2 separate regions of the Homo sapiens genome follow, and region 1 is linked to region 2. Evidence: chromatin loops called from intact Hi-C (ENCODE). Cell type or tissue: heart right ventricle. All regions are shown on one strand. Each heading gives the region's core, and the rest is flanking DNA. Links, peaks and the distances in the headings are about the cores only. Region 1 overlaps LOC105373418 (a long non-coding RNA gene). Region 2 has its middle 100 kb from the start of TAF1B.

Region 1 (10,175 bases), core at 669-8,668, 85 kb after region 2:
AAAAAAAGAAGGGGAACAGACATAAGAAACATACCCATCCAACACCACACTTACTCTTTTAAGGATCCTAATTTGAACAAACCAACAGTAAAAAGACTGTTTTGAGACAACTGAGGAAAACGGAATGTGGCCTACATGTGGGATAATATTAAGAAACTTATTGGCTGGGCGCAGTGGCTCATGCCTGTAATCTCAGCACTTTGAGAGGCCAAGATGGGAAGATCACTGGAGCCCAGGAGTTTGAGAACAGCTTGGACAACGTAGGGAGACCCTGTCTCTACAAAAAATTTAAAAATTAGCTGGGCGTGGTGGCATGTGCCTGTGGTCCCAGCTACTCAGAAGACTGAGGTGGGAGGATTGCTTAAGCCCAGGAGGTCGAGGTTGCAGCGAGCTGTGATGCTCCAGCCTAGGCGACAGAGCAAGACGCCATTTCCCCCCACCCACCCCCCTCAAAAAAGAAAAAGAAATATATTCTGTTAGGTCTGAGAATGGCATGTAGTTGAGTTTGTTTTTTTGAAGTCCTTTCCTATTAGAAATCTATACTGAAATCTTGATGGATGAAATTACATGATGACTGAGATTTGCTTTAAAAGACTCTAGCAAAAAAAAAAATGTTGGTGCGAGTGTAGATGAACTAAAAATAGCAAAATGATGATCATTGTTGAAGCTGGGTGGTAGGTATAATATGGTAGTATGCAATTTTCTCTACTTTTATGAGAAATGTCTATAAACAAGGTTACATTTGGGAAAAAAAAGGAAAGCAATAATAGGCTCCAGGAGGCATCATCTATCCACTGCTCGTTTACTGAGTAGCTTTTTTGCGTGTTCAAAGATGAGTGAGACAATCTCTACCCTCTGTGAGCAGAAGGTGGAGGGACAAAGAGGAGTTAAGTCCTCAAGCCTTGCGTGCAGTTAAGAAACAATACCACACCACCCCTGGAGGCCACCTCGCAGCAGTGATTAACCAACTTCCATGGCAGTAACATTGACAGTGAGTGCTGGATGGAGTCTGCACTGGAGAAGAGAGAAAAGGTGTGGGGCTTCACACCTTCCCCCATTCTGGAGCCTACAGCTTAATCGCCTGTATTAAAACCTTCCTTCTAAACCCTCATTTTTATAAAATCCAATTTGATTTCTGATTCTTAACATTCCTGTACGTTCAGTCAGCTAATACACTTAAATACTGTTATTAGTGTTTTGAGAACTCCTAGAAGAAGCAGAATTGGGTGGTTAGGGGTTGAACAGAGAGGCAGGAGAGAAGTAGAAACTTTGTTTTGGGAAGGCTGGAAGTGGGAAAGTTAGGTCAGAATTCCACAGGGCCTTGGCATCGGGCTCATGCCTAACAGGAAGGAGGAAGCAAGCTCTCAAGATGGGGTTAGGGTCCCATTAGTTTCTGCAAAGCTTTGCACAGAGTCATGTGGTACCCCCGGCCTGGGGCCAAGGGCACTGAGCAGGTTCTCCTGCAAGTGCCGTTCGAGCCAAAGTGATCAGGAAGAGCTTCTTCCATCAAGGACACCCAGGCAACTCTGTCTCTGATCCCCAGACTGAAAGGGGGGGAGTCATCACAGTTCAACTTAGTTAAACATTTTTGAACTTGACTGTGTGTCAGGCCACACACTGGCCCTGGAGCTACGGAGACCAAGTAGGCACTTTCTCTTTGTCAAGGTTCTTTGATTGTAAACAACAGAAGCGACCTCCGGATGTGAGAGAACTCACAGTCCTAATGGAAAAGCTGAAGAACCAAGCTTCAGAGAGGACAGACACCAGAGGAGCTCTGGGGACTTAGGGGACAGAAGCCATAGCATAGGCTCCAGTCATGTTCAGCCTTTTTGTCACCCCACTCAAATCCAGATACCGGGGAAGAGACTTCTAGAGGGACCATCAGAAGCATGCTTGGTGGCAGATGTGCTACCCCTCAATAAGAAAGGTGTTTTGTTTATTTGGTTTTTGTTTTGAGATGGAGTCTTGCTCTGTCTTCTAGGCTCACTGCAACCTCTGCCTCCCAGGCTCAAGTGATTTTCGTGCCTCAGCACCCCAAGTAGCTGGGACTACAGGCGTGCACCACCACACGCAGCTAATTTTTGTATTTTTAGCAGAGATGGGGTTTCGCCATGTTGGCCAGGATGGTCTCAAACTCCCGACCTCAAGTCTATCCGCCGATCTCGACCTCCTGAAGTGCTGGGATTACAGGCGTGAGCCACCGTGCGCAGCCAATAAGAAAGTTTTTAAAAAGGGAAGTCATTATCCACTCCTCTCAGTCAGATGCATTGGCTTCTGGCTGTCTGGGTTGTCTAGAAGCAGATTCCGTGCAGGCTGAGCACAGCAGGGAAAGGGCTCCGTTAGATGGGGGTTGAGTCTTTGTTTCACACTGACTCATCCCTGCATCCTGAGGCTGTTGACTGTGTAGACTCAGCCCTGGCATAGGTGAACTGGGGTCAGGCCTGTGGTTCTCACTTGTAAATCTGAGATAATCTATAAATGGTTTTCTCTCTGGTTTTCTTTCCCAGTAGAAGCGGTTCTTTTGTTTTGTTTCTTGTTCTTTGTTTTGTTTTTTTTGTTTTTTTTTGGAGACAGAGTCTCACACTGTCACCCAGGCTGGAGTGCAATGGTGCAATCTCGGCCCACTGCAACCTCCGCCTCCGGGTTCAAGCGATTCTCCTGCCTCAGCCTCCTGAGTAGATGGGACTATAAGCGCACGCCACCACGACCAGCTAATTTTTTATATTTTTAGCAGAGACAGTATTTCACTATGTTGGCCAGGCTGGTCTCGAACTCCTGACTTCATGATCTGCCCACCTCAGCCTCCTAAAGTGCTGGGATTACAGGCATGAGCCACCACACCCAGCCTAGTAGAAGCAGTTCTTACAGAAAAGTTTCTATTTGCAAGAGAGGTGACTCAAAACTTGATAATTGATTTTGTTTTGCTGTAAATGTCTTTAAACATTTTTAAAAACCCTCTAGAACTTTGGAGGGGGAGGCTTCCCTGCCTGGGGCTGCAGACTGTGGTGGGGGCTGCCAGTCACATCAGTGGGGGCTGGGCACACCCAGGACCCTCCAAGGGCTCATTTCTTACCCCAGGGTCAGGGTAAGCATCTTTGGTGACCACAGTCAAGGTGGGCTGGAGCCATAGGTTCTATTTTATTCTGAAACATGCCTGTGAAGTGCACCCGGCCTGGGGAGTTGGAATTACTCATGCCCAGTCAGTCAGCTACTGAAGATAAAAATCAGAACAAAAACTAAAGATGCTTGGGGTTGTGGCGTGGTTGAATAGCTAAGTCACACTTCATCTTCTTCCACTCTCAGCTCAAAGATCGAAGGAAGACCAGAGTCTGACAGTCATCGAGTCTGACGCACTCCCACTGCAGCAAAAGTTTGAATTCCCCTCTCCAGCATTCTGGCCACCGAGTGGTCCCTGCTGTCCTTGAGGGTCTTTGGTGACAAGGAACTCACCTTCCAGGGAAGCCTCTTCCACCCTGGGACAATTCAGATTATGAAAGGACACTCAGATACAGAGCTGAAACTCTCTACCTAATTGTTCCTTTTGGGTTTCACAGAAAAAAAGAAAAAAAAATTTTTTTTTGAGACAGGGTCTGGCTCTGTCACCCAGGCTGGAGTGCAGTGGCATGCTGTCAGCTCACTGCAACCTCCGCCTCTCTGGCTCAAGCAATTCTCGGGCCTCAGCCTCCCAAGCTGGGACTACAGGCACACCCCACCCCACCCAGCTGATTTGTTGTATTTTCAGTAGAGATGGGGTTTCGCCATGTTGGCCAGCCTGGTCTCGAACTCCTGGCCTCAAGTTGATCTGCCCACCTCAGCCTCCCAAAGTTCTGGGATTACAGTTGTGAGCCACCATGCCTGGCTGGGAAAAAATTTTTTTTGTTCTTCTTTCAATGGACAGTTCTTCGAATATCTGATAACAGTTTTCAGAGTCTCCTCCAAGCTATAGCCTCAGTCCTTCAGGTAACCCCTGTGACGTGTCTCGAACCTCCCCAGCAGCCCTAGTGGCTCCCTCTGCATGCAGTCCAGGCTGTCCCCATCTCTCTTAAAGCCTGTGAGCACAAAAGTCCAGTTTTCCGGGTAAGCAGCCTGTGGCTGCTAATACTGCATGGTGCTTGGCATCACGTAGGCAGCCATAGCACTGTGGAAGAAAGGAGAGAAGTGGAGTAGAGAAGACAGGAGGGAGAGTGGGAAAGAAAGGGAAGATGAAAGAAAAGGAAGGAGGGAGGGTAGATGGCTTTCAGCCAACATCTGCATGTCACTTCTAGCAGAGTTGCTGCTGTTGCCGTCTCCCCTGCCTGGGCTGGGCTGGACTGGGCTGTCCCAGACCCTGTCCCCAGATGCCCCCACAAACTTGCTGCTATTCAAAAGGCTGGCTCTCATGGAGTCCTCAGCATACCTGCTCCTGCTCCTTCTCCTGGAGAACTGGGCCCTGGAGAGAGCACAGCACACAGAGGCAGCTAGGAAAGCTGACAGCCTCCCCGCCCCATTCAGCACCGTACCCCAGTACTTAGAGCTGGGGCCCCAGGAGGGATGCAGAGGTCCAAGTTTGGGCTCCAGAAGCTGCTGGCCCAAGGCAGTCAGTGGCTGCTCTGGTTCCAGTTGTGTACACACTTCAGAACTCACCCCCAAGCTTCCACAGCACTTTCTAGGGCCAAGAGAAAACAGACAGGAAGATGTAGTGGAATGATGACCAGGTGCATTTTCACTAACAGGACACTTTCGTACTCATGATCTCATTCAGTCTCACTGGGACCTTTATCTTCTCATTTCACGTATATATAAGCAAAGGATCAGAGAGGCTTGCCCAAGGTTAATCTCAGTATCATTCAGAGAACTATAGTTCTATAGAGTCACACACACACAACGCAATCTCTATCTCACATCATTCTCTCCTCTCCCCAGTCCTAGTACATAGATGTTGTTCTTACTTTCAGAGATAGAAACTGACGACCAGAGATTTAGGTTAGCGGCCCAAGGTCACACAGCTAGTGACTATCTCAGAATAAAACTCCTGGTTGTTCAGGCTAACATCCATGCTGTGTCCACTTGATTTATATGGGAGGTTTCCTCCCATACAAATAAAACACCCCATTGAGATAACAATACGAATAATCTGTATGAAAAGTCTGTTCTGTTCTGTTCTTACGCTAACTCCTTAGTCTGTAGAAACAAAGCAGTTCACAGACACCCAATAGAAGCAATGAAAGCATCTCCCATTGTCTTTTCCACCACGTGCTCCTAAGAGGAAAACTGATGGGCCAACAAAGATTGGCCCCAAGCACGGAATCTCCATGAAAGAACAATGCTTTTTTAAAAAGGCATCATAAGCAGAATACAAAATTATAGGTTCACTGTGTTACCACGGAGGAGGATGAAATGCATATGGAAATAGACAAAGGCTGGAAGGGAAATGCAAACATTCAATCAGTCCAATGGCAAAGGGATGGTTTATTTTTCTTTCTTAAAAATGTATTTAATGACTTTATCATATTTGTGCAATAACAAAAAAGACTCTCATATAATGCACAAATATTCATAATCTGAAATACAGAAGACCTCCAAGCAGTGGTATAAACCTAAGCTGCAGCTGCCGGAGTCCCTGGGATATTGCTGCTTGGTTGACCATGTTCGACCTTGACCAGTTCCGTTAACAGTCACCATAGAGATGGAGAAGAGAGAGAGGCGGAGCAGTCTTTCCACCATGCAGTCTGGCTGACTGCTTGTTACTATAACATTTTGAATACAGACTGTTCCCTACATCTCTGTTTTTGTAGAGCCTTGTCTTCAAGTCAGAGTTCATTAAATTCTGCTGACTTCCCAGAGCACCTACTATGTGCTGGGCCCCAGATATACAAGAATAGTAGGCTAGGTCCCTACCTAGTGACAGCTCATAGCAGGCTCAGTTCTTGGTGGTTTTTGGAGCCTGTGGAGGGTGAAGCATCATACGCTCCCAAACTGCTTCAAAACTTAAAAATAATAGAACCCATAATGTACCCTCTAAGTCTCCAAATCTTGCTAAGTAATTGCTAACCTTGCTAAGTAATTGCTAAGGCTTTTTCTTTTCTTTTCTTTTCCTTCTTTTTTTTTTGGCTCACTAGACAGGACACGAGATATGTATATTTCATTTTTATCCCTAGACTGTATCACCAACTTCTGGAGAACAGAGGCTGTGTTTAATTACCTATATTCCTGGCATAGGGCCTAGCACTGGCCACCTGCTGAGCAGTACGGACTCAGTGTTTGCTGAATATACTGAGCATCCAGAATGAACTCTGCACTGTGCTCCTGAATGAAAGAGTGAATGGATGGGTGCATGGATGGATGGGGCACTAGTTGGAGGGTGGAAGGATGGATGGATGGATGGATAGATAGGTCGATGAGTGAATGGATGAATAGGTGGATGGGTGATTGGGTGGATGGATGGATGGGGGTATGCATGGTGTGAGGTTGGATAGATGGATGGATAGATGGATGAGTAGATGGATGAATAGGTGGATGGGTGGATGGATGGATGAATGGATGGATAGATGGATGAGTGGATGGATGAATAGGTGGATAGGTGGATGGATGGATGGATGAATGGATGGATGGATGGATGGATGGATGGATGGATGGATGGTTAGATGGATGAGTGGATGGATGAATAGGTGGATGGGTGGATGGGTGGATGGGTGGATGGATGATGGAAGGATGGATGAATGGATGGATGGATGGATGGATGGAGAGTAAGTCACTGCATCAAGATACAGATGCACAAGTTGGGAAACAGGAGGAAAGTTTAATCAAGAACTATTCACGAAGCGGAGGAAAATGTTTATGGCAATCAGTAATGGATGCAGTTCCCTGGGGTAAGAAACAGAAGGAGCAGTTACCACCCCTAGTCCTGAGGGACAAAGGGAAAAAAATAATGACCAGAACCCAAAGAGAGGAACTGACCAGAGAGGAAGCATCAGGGAGAGGGAAGTAGGCAGGTCACACATACAATGTGTGGCCTTTTCCTACTGACTTTTTTCTTTTCTTTTTTTTTTTTTTGATTATACTTTAAGTTCTAGGGTACATGTGCACAATGTGCAGGTTTGTTACATATATATACACGTGCCATGTTGGTGTGCTGCACCCATTAAGTCATCATTTACATTAGGTATATCTCCTAATGCTATCCCTCCCCGCTCCCCCGACCCCACAACAGGCCCTGGTGTGTGATGTTCCCCACTGTGTCCAAATGTTCTTATTGTTCAATTCCCACCTATGAGTGAGAACATGCGGTGTTTGGTTTTCTGTCCTTGCGACAGTTTGGTCAAGATGATGATTTCCAGCTTCATCCATGTCCCTACAAAGAACATGAACTCACCCCTTTTTATGGCTGCATAGTGTTCCATGGTGTATATGAGACACATTTTCTTAATCCAGTCTATCATTGATGGACATTTGGTTTGGTTCCAAGTCTTCGCTATTGTGAATAGTGCCGCAATAAACATACAAGTGTATGTGTCTTTATAGCAGCATGATTTATAATCCTCTGGGTATGTACCCAGTAATGGGATGGCTGGGTCAAATGGTATTTCTAGTTCTAGATCCTTGAGGAATCGCCACACTGTCTTCCACAATGGTTGAACTAGTTTACAGTCCCACCAACAGTGTAAAAGTGTTCCTATTTCTCCACATCCTCTCCAGCACCTGTTGTTTCCTGACTTTTTAATGTTTGCCATTCTAACTGGTGTGAGATGGTATCTCATTGTGGTTTTGACTTGCACCTCTCTGATGGCCAGTGATGATGAGCATTTTTTCATGTGTCTGTTGGCTGCATAAATGTCTTCTTTTGAGAAGTGTCTGCCCATATCCTTTGCCCACTTTTTGATGGGGTTGTTTGATTTTTTTCTTGTACATTTGTTTATTTGTAGATTCTGGATATTAGCCCTTTGCCCACTGACTTTTTTCGTGTAGCATAATGTCTTCAAGGTTTATGCATGTTGCATTTTATTTCCTTTGTTGTCTAATAGCATTCCATCCTGTCGATCTTGTTTATCTGGAATGCATTATGGATGCTGCTATGAGCATTTGTGTGCAAGTTTTTGTGTGTACATATGTTTTCATTTCTCTTGGAAATATATGCAGCGGTGGAATGGCAGGGTCATGTGGTAACTCTGTTTAGCCTTTTGAGGAACTGCTAGACAATTTTCCAGCCACTGTTAAGTGTCTGCCCCAGTTAACATTCTCACCAGCAGCACACAAGGGCTCCAGTGCCTCCACATCCTCATCAACACATTATGATCTGTCTTTTTGATATGTAGCTGTCTTTTGATGCATCCTAGTGGGTGTGAAGTGGTGTCTCATTGTAGGTTTCATTTGCATTTCCCTGAGAGCTAATGGCAAACATAGTTTTGCCTTGTTACTTCATCTGCAGCAGTGTCAGTAAAAGACAGTGTGTTAGGTTTGGAGGGAACTTGGATGTCACTGCTCCAACTTTGTCATTTTCTAGATGGGAAAACGAAGGCTCAGAGCAGACCAGGGGCTTGCCCACATTCACGCAATCAGTCAGGGGAAACCCTGGGGGTAGGGCTCAGGTTTTCTGACCCTTAGACTGTGACTTCTTTCTCTGTCATCTGGATCAGAGGACAGGTGCTATGCCCCTCCAGTGCTGTCCCCACCCTTCTTCACCCTGCACTACGCCCAGAGAGGCTGGGGCATACCAGCTACATCAATGCATCCCTTGCCCTCTAGTTTCTTTCTTTCTTTCTTTCTTTTTTTTTTTTTTGAGATGGAGTCTCACTCTCTCTCCTGGGCTGGAGTGCAGTGGTGTGATCTCAACTCACTGCAACCTCCATCTCCCAGGTTCAAGTGATTCACCTGCCTCAGCTTCCCGAGTAATTGGGACTACAGGTGCGCACCACCATGCCCAGTTACTTTTTGTATTTTTAGTAGAGATGGGGTTTCACCATGTTGGCCAGGCTGGTCTCGAACTCCTGACCTCAGATGATCCACCCACCTGGGCCTCCCAAAGTGCTGGGATTACAGGTGTGAGCCACCGTGCCTGGCCCTGGTTTCTTTCTTTTTTTTTTTTTTCTTTTTCTTTTCCTTTTTTTTGAGGCGGAGTCTCGCTCTGTTGCCCAGGCTGGAGTGCAGTGGCACCATCTCAGCTCACTGCAACCTCCACCTGCCAAGCTCAGCACCAGCACACCCTGCTAATTTTTGTATTTTTTGTAGAGACAGAGTTTCACCATGTTGCCCAGGCTGGACTTGAACTCTTGGCCTCCCAAAGCGCTGGGATTACAGGAATGAACCACGGCACCCGGCCGCCCTCTAGTTTCTTATGGGGTTCAGCCAGTGGAAGGCACCAGCTAGAGACTGGCATGCAGGAAGTGCTGAGGCTGTGTGACCTGGTTCCCTTGAGGGTGGACCAAAGAGTGAAGACAGGCTGGGAGGGAGACTTGGTCAGGTGAGCAGCCAGCCAGCAGGAGCCTCTTTCAGAGGAAGATGTGGGTTTATTTATCTCTCTTGCTCTCTCTTATGCAGAAAGCTCTTCACTGCTGCTCAGCCCTGGAGAGGGGGAGGAGGGGCAAAGCTCCCCCGAACCCCACACCCCCTCGCAAGTGATTGCTAATATTTATCATGTGTTTGCCAAGTGCCAGGACAATAGCAAACACCTCAAAGGCATTAGCTCATTTTATATTTGCAGGAACCCTAGGAGGCAAGTCCAGTTTCCAGATGAGGACGTTCAGGTGTGGAAGGAGTAGCTGTCAAGGTCACGCAGCAATGCAGGTGCAGTCGGTGGCAGGACCAGACATAGAAACTCCTGTTTTGGCACAATCCAGACTCCATTCTTCACCCCGCCCCCAACCCTGCATTCTGCTGCAGCGCCAGGCTGTGCCACCGAGAGGTCACCATCTGTAGCACCCACCTGGCTGCCTCGAGGTCTAGAGTCCTGGGACTGTGACGGGACCAGGTACCAGCTGGGAGGCAGGCCATCCATAAAGGCCTAATGGGAGCTGAGCAGGCCTCACTGGGCATGGAAAACAGCCCTCCCTACTGCGTCACGGGTCACTGTTGCACCTGGGGAGGGAGGAAATCCAGGTGTGTTATACTCGCGGCACATCTCAATGCAGACTCATCACGTTTCAAGCGTTCAATAGCCACGTGTGCTTAGTGGCTACCATGTTAGTGCATTTTGAAATGAA
Region 2 (10,175 bases), core at 1,063-9,062:
TCACATGCCAGGTGCCTTGTCAAGCTCTTTGCATGCAGTAGCTGATTTACACCTCCATTACCTGGGTAGGATTATTCACCTCATTCTACCGACATGGAAACTGAGGCACAGAGAGGCTACGTTACCTGCCCAAGGGAATATAACTAATAAATAGCAAAGCTAAGGTTTTCATTCAGACACAGACAACTCTGGAGCCTGTGCTGTTCATCTCTAGGCAGGAATAAACTAAGAATTTGGGGCGTTTTATGCTGCAAGTATTGAAAAGCCTAAAACTCCCCAACCCAGTGGACATTCCCTGTGGCTGCTGTGAGGAGGAACCACAAACTGAATGGCTTAGAACAGCACAAACGTGTCCCCTCACACACTGGAGGCTAGAAATCTGACATAGGAATGTCAACGGGGCTGTGATCCTGCTGAAGGCTCTAGGGGAGGACCCTTCCTGACTTTTGTAGCTTCTGGTGTCATCAGCAGCCGCTGGCATTCCCTGGTTTGCAGGTGCCTCACTTCAGTCTCTGCCTCCCTGTGTGGCTCTCTCCCTGGTGTGTGGTGTCTCTGTCTCTTCTCCTCTTCATATGACATCAATCTTTTTTGGAGTTAGGGTCTGCCTTACTCCAGTATGACTCCATCTTCACTAATCACATCTGCAATGACCCTATTTCCAAATAAGGTCACACTCTGAGGTTCATGAAGAACATGAATTCTGGGGGGACGCTATGCAATCCAATGCACCCAACAATATCATTCAAGATAAAAATAGTCAACAACTTTATAAGAAGTGTAAGAAAAGTCCAGAAGGCTTCTAATTTTTTTCCTATGATGAATTTGATTTTTAAAAACAATTTTTGGTCAGGTGTGGTGGCTCATGCCTGTAATTGCAGCATTTGGGAGGCCGAGGCAGGAGGATCACTTGAGGCCAGGAGTTTGAGACTAGCTGGGGCAACATGGCAAAACCCTGTCTCTACTAAAAATACAAAAATTAGCTGGGCGTGGTGGTGCGCACCTGTAGTCCCAGCTACTCGGGAGGCTGAGACAGGACAATCCCTTGAACCCAGGAGGCGGAGGATGCAGTGAGCCGGGATCTAGCAAATGAACTCCAGTCTGGGTGACAGAACTCCGTCTCAAAAAAACCCAAACAATTTTTGTCAGGAAAAAAAATGTTTTCACTGTTGTTGCTGGCCTTGCTGGTGCCCTAAGCGCATGCTCACTCAGCCTCTTGGAAGCCATCATGGAGGAATGGTGACACTCAAGAAAGTGTGTCCTCTCAGTGAGCAGCCCCAGGCAGGGGCGGTAGAGCAGTTTCCACAGCCCCTCTTCCTGGGACCCCGCTCGTCCCAGCACCACTTGGCCTCATTGAGGACTGCTGTCCTGGCTTTCTCACTGTTCACATGTTGCCAGCAAAGCTGCCAGCTCTCTCAGACCCCACGTGTGGCTGCAGACCCCTGGCCCCAGCTGGACATCTGGAACTTAGGACCAAGACATGTCAGTTCAGTCTTAACTAATAACTTGAATGGAGAAGCTGCATTTTTTTTTTTTTTTTTTTGAGACAGAGTTTCGCTCTTGTCACCCAGGCTGGAGTGCAGTGGTGAGATCTCGGCTCACTGCAACCTCCACTTCCTGGGTTCAAGTGATTCCCCTGCCTCAGCCTCCCGAGTAGCTGGGACTACAGGCGCCTGCCACCATGCCCGGCTAATTTTTTGTATTTTTAGTAGAGACAGCGTTTCACCATGTTGGCCAGGCTGCTCTTGAACTCCTGAAGTCAGGTGATCCACCTGCCTCAGCCTCCCAAAGCGTTGGGATTACGAGAAGCTAAATTTTGGGAGCAGTGGTGACTACATGTCATGCCACATGGACAGAGAAGGAGGAAAATCTCATCTCCAGGAAAAGAAAAATGCAGATTCACAAAGAGAAGCCAGGATGAGACTCAGGTGGAGCCGAACCATGAGTTCCCATTGCTCCTGAAAGCCAGCTCAGTTCTTACCCTCAGATTCTGGGAGACACCCCCAAATCCTTACAAGAATTCCCCTTTGCAGTTTGAAGATGGATTTCTGGAACCTGTAACTAAAATAGTCCCAACAACTGACCCCACCCATAAACCAAGCACAGGTGCAGGCCAGAGGCACAGCTGAGTGCCTCCTCCAAGTGGCATCTCCAGTGACCTTACACTGGTTCCTGAGATGGCCCCAAGTGAAGTACAGCAAAGGAAACCTCAGGACAAGACATGTCCCGATCCATCACTGGAGCCTGAGGTCCTCTTTCTGGTTAAACACGTGAGGCAGGTGCTACTCTTCTCCTTCCTGTATGGATGAGAAGGGCTCAAAGGGTTAAGTAACATGATTGAGGTAACACCAAGGTGAGTACATTTGCCTTAGTCCATTTGCATTGCCATAAAGGATATACCTGAGCCTGGGTAACTTATAAAGAAAAGAGGTTTCTTTGGCTCATGGTTCTGCAGACTGTACAACAAGCATGGTGCCAGCATCTGCCTCTGGTGAGGGCTTCAGGCTGCTTCCACTCATGGCAGAAGGCAAAGGGAAGCCGGTATGTGTAAGAATCACATGGGGAGAGGGAAAGCCAGAGAGAGGAGGAGGAGGTTCCAGGCTCTTTAAACAACCAGCCTTTGAGGGAACTAATAGACCAAGAACCTACTCATTATAACAAGGACAAGGACAGTACCAAGACCTTCATGAGGGATTTGTCCCCATGACCCAAACACCTCCCATAGGCCCCCACCTCCAGTATCGGGGATCAAATTTCAACATGAGGTTTCGGGAGACAAATATCCAAACCACAGTAGCATTACAGCCAGAATTCCAAGTGTGGCTGACTCCAGCCGGTGTATCTGTTGTTGTTCACACGTTACACCCATGAGTCGTCATCCATGCCACCTACTACCAGTGGACAATGACCTCGTGGTGCATGTACCCTCAGTGATCCATCTGGCCACTGCAGAGACAGGTGAGCTTGAAAAGGGGCCACCATGGCCACAAATCAGAAAATGCAGGATCACAAATGGAATTGTGGGATACAATTCTTTGGCATAGAAAGGGCCAGGCAAAATTATGACACAGTGCATTAATAATTAATTAGTGCTTAATCAGGAGCTCTACATAGCAGTTCATTACCCAAGGACACTCCCCATTATAACTGTAGCAAATGGGTCTGGGCAGGCAGCCCTGCCAGCCTCTTTTGAGGCTCACCAGTGACTTTGAGGCTCCCCTTCCAGGGCTGAGGTCACTAACCTCCCCTAGACCTGGCGACCAGTAGCTGGTGTAAGAGGTCCCCAAGAACAGGGGTGATCTGACTCACCCTGGAGAAATTTAAGACACGCTGGGAAGGCAGAGCCCTTGCTTAAAAATAACTCCTCAGATTTCTGCAGTGGCGGTACCATAGCCAATGAGGTTTGCCTGAGACATGATTATTGCTAATTGAAAACTTTTCCCTATAGCTTGTCATGACAACTTGAAATATAATTGGCATCGAGAATTTTTGAGACTCTCTACAGAGGCTGAACAACCAAAAAAACATAAAAATTTAACTCCTCCTCAGCTTCACTTTGGCACAATGCCAGAAGGACCTCTATTAAGTTGTGCACATTTGTGCAGCCCCCCACCCCCCAACTTCAAATACAAATGCCCATCAGGGAGCTAAAACCTTCTGCATTCGTTGGTTGGAGGAGTCCCCACTAGGGTATGAGTGTTGAGGGTGTAGGGGCAGGAACCACATGTGAGTCGTTGTTGTATTTGCCACACTATGTGACAGGTGGGTGGATGGATAGATGGGTGGATGGGTGGGTGGGTGGGTGGGTGGGTGGGTGGATGGGTGAATAGATGGGTGGATGGGTGGGTGGATGGGTGGATGGATGGGTGGATGGATGGGTGGATGGGTGGGTGAATGGATGGGTGGGTGGGTGGGTAGATGGATGGATGGATGGGTGGGTGGATGGATGGGTGGGTGGGTGGGTGGATGGATGAGTGGATGGATGGTAGGATGGATGGATGGGTGGGTGGATGGATGGGTGGGTGGATGGGTAGATGGATGGATGGATGGATGGATGGGTGGGTGGGTGGGTGGATGGATGAGTGGATGAATGGATGGATGGGTGGGTGGGTTGATGGAGAGACAGGAGTGAAAAATACACAACAGAGGGAGAGGAAAATCACAGTCTATCCTTGCTTGTTTCCAGCAAAGAAGAACGTAGCTCCTGACTGGCTGCCACATATGTGTCTGAGCAGCGAGTTCCAGGGACCTTCTCAGTGATGCCGATGGCCTCTCCAGGCAAATAGCGCAGGCCTGGCCGGTATCCAGAAGGAACTCCAGGCTGCCTCTCCTTCCCGGACGCACACCCTCCCCTGGGGAAAGACCCCAGACAGAGCCCGCGGGGCCTACAAATAGCAGAGTCCCTGGCTCTGAGCACAGGCAACGGAGAGGGGACGGGAAACGGGACTCGGGCGCCAAGTCACTCCCCTGCCTCGCCCTGGCGGAAGGGCAGGCGTCACACCTCTAGGAGGAAGGCAGATGTGAGAGGGCTGAGCCCTTCCGGGGGCTCAGAGGATCAAAGGCACTGACATCCTAAGAGAATTGGAAACCAGAAACAGGGCCGGGCGCGGTAGCGCACGCCTGTAATCCCAGCACTTTGGGAGGCCGAGGCGGGCGGATCACGACAGAGCGAGACTCCGTATCAAAAAAAAAAAAAAGAAAAAACAAAATAGAAACCGGAAACAGGATGAGCTGGGTCTGCAGAAGCGGCGTGTGGGACCCATTCCCCGCAAGGGCTTTGTGGATAGGAACCCAGCACAGACTTCCCTCTTATCAACAGGACCGAGGCATGAGAACACGAGGGTCAGCCTGGGCTCCCTGACCGCAGTCTCCTCAGAAGGGAGTCTGGACAGCGAGTCTTGCCTCTGCTGCTCCTCTGGGGCCTCCTGATGCCTGGCAGGGAGAGGAGCCACCGTGTGAGGGTTTCTGAAATTAAACTGTTCTCAGAGTCGCAGCTGTCAGGAAGGGACAGCAAGAGCCAGCTGACAGGAGCCTGAATCTTTCCAACGCAATCCATCTAGGATGGGAAAAGAAAGACCAATTTCCAGCCTTGCCAGACTCCTAGGGATGGGCTGAGCATGCAGACTCTGTCACTCACCAGCCGCTGACCTTGGCCAAGCACCTCATTGTCTCTGAGTCTTGGTTTCCTTATTCATAAAACGATAAAAGTCCTGATCTCACAAGGCTGATGTGGGAGCCAGAAATAGCGATGCTGTGTGACAGGCCCGCAACCCTTCCAGTTCCTCTCCCTCACCAGCAAGCCAGAGGCCTGTTTTATTCAGGGTTTCTGGCAGCCACATGCTTCAGGAGAAGCAGGACTCCCTGGGAGCCTAGCACAGTGTCTTGATTGGTCTAAGCCAGTCACGGTGACCCAGTGATTAGTTTATGAACGGGCGTGTAACTTCATTCTGACTAACAAGACACGAGAGGAAGTGTCTGGATGAATTTGGGGAAAGTTTCCCTTACTCTTAAAAAAAGAGCTATAAAGAAGGGGCTTTCTCTCTTTCTGACCTTTGGGTGTGGTTGGGTGAGAACATGATACTTAGAACTGCTGCAGCCATATTGTGACATAAAGGGATAATACCCAACATAAAAGCCAAGAGGCTAACGATGGCAGAGTGTCGAGATGAAAAGAAGCCAAGTCCTTGGTGACAGCCTTGAGCGGTTGAATTAATTTCCCTTGGGATGTCCCCAACTTGAGACATCTCATTAAGTGAGAGAATGCTGTCCCAAGGTCAGAGACACGGGACAGTGGGGGTCAGGGGCAAAGGCTCTAGAGCTTGACTGCCCAATCCACCACCACTACTACTGAGGACTTTTGGCTTGTTTATTTTCTCTCTCTTCTCAGTTTCCTCATCTGTGAAATGGGGATGGTGATAATAACCGTATCTGGTTTATGAGATCATTGTGAGGATTTAAGGGGTTAATGTGTAGAAAGTATTCAAATCGCGTCTGGCACATGGTAAGTGTCATGTAAGTGTCAGCTATGACTATTGCAAGCCATTTTGACTTTTTCTGTTATTTATATCTCAAAGTATCCTCTTAAAGTCCTCATGGAATAGGTGCTTGGTCAGTAGTAGCTGTGTGTTCACAAGTTTCTGGGCTGAACAACTGTGTGCGCCACTGTATGTGCACAGAGATAGTACTAATGCAAATGTCCCAAGGAGCTTCTCGAGTGGACATCACTGGACTCCTGCACCCCATCCCCAAGGGGAGCTTCTGCAGGAGGGGAATAAGCAGAAAGCAGGAGAAGGCATTCCAAAGTGCCTGGTGGGGACTGGGGGAGTGGAAGTGGGGGGCACTAGGAGGAGTGGGGAGTACCAGAGGAAGTGGGGGGCACTAGGGGGAGTGGGAGGTACTAGGGGGAGTCAGGGGTACTAGAGGGAATGGGGGTACTAGGAGGAGTGGGGGGCACTGGGGGAGTGGGAGGTACTGGGGGAGTAGGGGGCACTAGAAGGAGTGGGGGTTACTAGGACGAGTGGGGGTACTAGAGGGAGTAGGGGGTACTAGGGGGAGTGGGGGATAGTGGGGGAGCCAGGGGTACTAGAGGAAGTGAGGGGTTACTGGGGGAGTGAGGAGTACTAGAGGGAGTAGGGCACTAGGGGGAGTAGGGGGTACTAGAGGAAGTGGGGGGTACTAGGGTGAGTAGGGCACTAGGGGGAGTTGTGGGACATTTGGACAGAGGCCAAATGCACAAAACCTATTCCAGAAAGAGCCAATACACTGGCTCAGCTGAAGAAGAGCCTGGGGATGGAAGAGCAAGGAGAGACAGTCCCGGAAGTGCAGGCAAGGCTGAGAACGGGCCGGCCTCGAATGATGAAGCGTTAGGATTCCGTCTTACAGGGCAGCAACACCAAAGGTTTCTGAGCAGGGCAGCCTCGGCAGTGTGGCTCAGGGGAAGAGCTGCTCACCATCTGCATTCATCTGCTCAGGCTGCCATAATACAACACCACAGGCTGGGAGCTTAGGCAACAGAAATCTATTTCCAAACCAGTCCTATTGGATTAGGTAACTGAGGTCACACTTATAACCGCCATTAACATTAGTTACCTCCATAAAGGCCCTATCTCCAAATACAGTCAGTCCTGGGTAGGATCTTCAATGCGTGCATTTGGGAGACAATTTGGTCCACAGCACCATCACTCTTTGGGATGAGCTCTAGAGGTGGATGTGGGAAACAGACACCGAATAGGAAGCTGCTGTCTTAGCCCAGGTGCAGAAAGAAGGAGGGGGCTTCTGAAGGCAGAAGGCAGCAGTAGACACAGAAAGGAAGGTGAGCATAAGAGCTGCTGAGAGGGAGGAATCTCCTCACACAGTTCAACACAGTAACTGCTATGTGACCCAGCAATTCCACTCCCAAGTATCTACCCAAAAGAATGAAAATTAGGGACCCACACAGGTACTTGTACACTCACGTTCATAGCAGCATTATTGACCATAGCAAAACAACCCAAATGTCCTTCAACAGATGAATGGATACACGAAACGTGGCATATTCACATAATGGAATATCATTCAGCCATAAAAAGGCATGGAATTCTGACACATGCTAGAATGTACATAAACCTTGAAAAGGTAGGGACAGAAAGGGGTGATCCCCTTTCTCCCCATCATAAAGGGTCACAGCCAACACCCCTACAACAAAAAGCATGTTAACAAGAGAAAATCATAACAAAGGTATTATGTGCACAGATGTGCAAGAGTGTTTACAAAACATGAACTCGAAGAGGGACCAGATGGTTGAGGCTTAATGCCCTCTTCATAACAGAGAGGGGAGTGGGGAAATGACTAGGCCCAATGCTCAGACAATGGTTAGTAATTGATTCTCTTTCAGAGCTAGATGGGACAAGTTACAGGAAGGTGAGAGGCAGAGCTGCACAGGAACAAATGTCTTACTGTGCAGATAAAGATCTCCAGGTGATCTCTGGGGTGAGCTTCCTTCCTTGAAGACAAGGACTCAATGTTTTCATTTCTACATCCTCAGAGTTGGTGCAGGTCCTGGCATGGGTGGACCTCTGCAGTTGCTTAATGGATCCATATAATCCAACTAAATTCATACAAGGGCAGGCCCAGCAGGTGTTCCAACAGAGTCAGTAGGGGACGTGCTAGATGAGCATAAGGAAGTTAAAGAAAGTTTCTCCAGAAAAGATAATAGTGACATTGTAGTTTCTTGGAAGAGGTGCCATTTGCCCCAGGCCTTGAAATATGACAGTCATGTGGGATAAAATTATGATACAACATCCCCTATTTAGGGGTCAGGCTTCTTCCCCTAAACTACTTCTGCAGTTTTGCCCCTCAAGCTTGATGATAGGTATTTCTGAAGTTGCAGAGAACTGTTCAGTATTAGAGCAAATCCATCCCACACTTCTTCCCAGAGCACCCAGAAAACAAAGACCGCCTTGGTGGAGGGGAGGTCTAGGAAGAGGGAATGGACAGGGACATGGGTCCCCTAAACAAGGCAGAGTGAGCTTCTGGAAACATGAACCTGCTCACATCACCCCTCTCTTCTCTCCCCCTTGCCTGTGCCTGAGTCATAAACCCTTGGCCTAACATTTGAGGTTCTTTACCATCTGGCTTGTTTTGGCCTCTCCATTCCAGCACCACCCTGCCCCAAACCACAAAGCCCCATCAGACCACTTCCCCACTTTGGCAAACATGCTAAGCTCTTCTGTGTCTCTGCACTTCATCGTGTTATTCCCTTAGCTTACAATGCTTTTCCCCACCTCCTTTACACCTGAAAACCCTACTTGTTCTTCAAGTTCCTCCTCTGTAGTCCTATTTTGATGCCAAGTCCATTCCTGTTTCGTCTGGGCTTCCCCAGGCTTTCTTTACCTCTCTCTAACTCCATTATGACACCTGACATCTATCATTTGATCTGCCATATGAGGCTTAGTTGGTTCCCTGTCTCTGTCCTCACTAGATCCTGAGAACCTTCAGGGAAGGATAATGTTTTCTTCATCTTTTAGTCCCCAGCACAGTACCTGGTACATAGTGGGTGCTCAGTGAAACTGCCAACACATTGAATGGAGCTCCCCCAGACACACAATATGGGAGACAAGCCCTTTGAGAATGCTGCTGGGGGTGTGATTGTAAAAGAATCACACAGGGGGTCTTGGAGTATAATCATTAAGTCTGAAGATAGATAGAATATATTTGAAAGGGTATTCTAGAAAATCAGTAACAGTAGTTGCTGCGGGGAAGGAGAGCTGGTGACCAGGATAAGAGGGAAGTTAATTTTCACTCAATACTTATTTAAATTTTTACCATGTGAGTAGGTTTGTAGTTTATTTTGAATTTTCTTTGAAGACAATTATGTAATTTGTGAATAATGGCAATTTTTTTCTTTCTAGTGTTTACATGTTTTATTTTAATATTTTTATTATACTAAGACTCCATGAAATCCAAAATAGAAATAGTGATAAAGGTCATATTGTCTGTTTTCTCATTTTTAAATAAATATTCTTATCATTTCTTTCGGTTAATATTTTACTTACATCTTTAAACATCCTTTTACTTTTGACTTTGTTCTTATGTTGTTAATAAATCTCTTCTAACCACCATTTTTTCAGCCATTCCAATGATCTTTGTCTTTTATCCAGATAATTTAGTCTGTTTACATTTATTGGGAAATAATTGACATATTTGAATCATTCCTACCATCTTATTTTGTGCTTTCTAATCATCCCACTTATTCTGTTGGGTTTTTTCCCTCTTTCTTACCTTCTTTTGTATTGTATTGATTGATTTTCTTATTCCATTTTTTCCCCTTCTGGTTTGGAAGTTTACACACCAATTATTACCCTTTTGGTACTTATCTAGATATTTTGATATGCATAATTTCTGAAATAGAATCTAAAATTAATCGGCTAGGCACAGTGGCTCATGCCTGTAATCCCAGCACTTTGCGGGGGTGAGGTGAGTGGATCACCTGGGGTCAGGAGTTCCAGACCAGCCTCAGTAACATGGCGAAACCCCGTCTCTCCCAAAAATACAAAAATCAGCCAGGTGTGGTGGTGCACGCCTGTAATCCCAGCTACTCCAGAGGCTGAGGTAGGAGGATCGCTTGAACCTGGGAGGCGGAGGTTGCAGTGAGCTGAGATCATGCCACTGCACTCCAGCCTGGGAGACAGCACAAGGCT

The links. Peaks named below come from ENCODE experiments on the same cell type or tissue, not always from the same donor. Only the 100,000 strongest peaks of a DNase experiment are listed, where the experiment ranks them.
Region 1: it touches region 2 in a loop (2.0-fold over the local background); 2 of 110 quality-filtered maps call a loop at or near these places.

The regions. Positions count from the first base shown.
Region 1 is chr2:9,648,727-9,658,901 of GRCh38, reverse strand. LOC105373418 (a long non-coding RNA gene) reads right to left here. Exons shown (of 4, transcript NR_187866.1): 3 at 9,899-10,050. Among named protein-coding and RNA genes, the nearest start is that of YWHAQ, 23 kb to the right of the region's middle. RefSeq lists enhancers at 655-1,215, 1,944-2,113, 2,071-2,572, 2,624-2,723, 3,354-3,593 and 3 more. In heart right ventricle, for the core only: no CTCF peak of the experiment used is centred there; no DNase peak of the experiment used is centred there.
Region 2 is chr2:9,733,973-9,744,147 of GRCh38, reverse strand. It overlaps the pseudogene RNU4-73P. Among named protein-coding and RNA genes, the nearest start is that of TAF1B, 100 kb to the left of the region's middle. RefSeq lists an enhancer at 5,563-5,662. In heart right ventricle, for the core only: no CTCF peak of the experiment used is centred there; DNase peaks (open chromatin) are centred at 4,387 and 5,203; H3K4me3 peaks cover 1,256 bases; H3K27ac peaks cover 2,987 bases.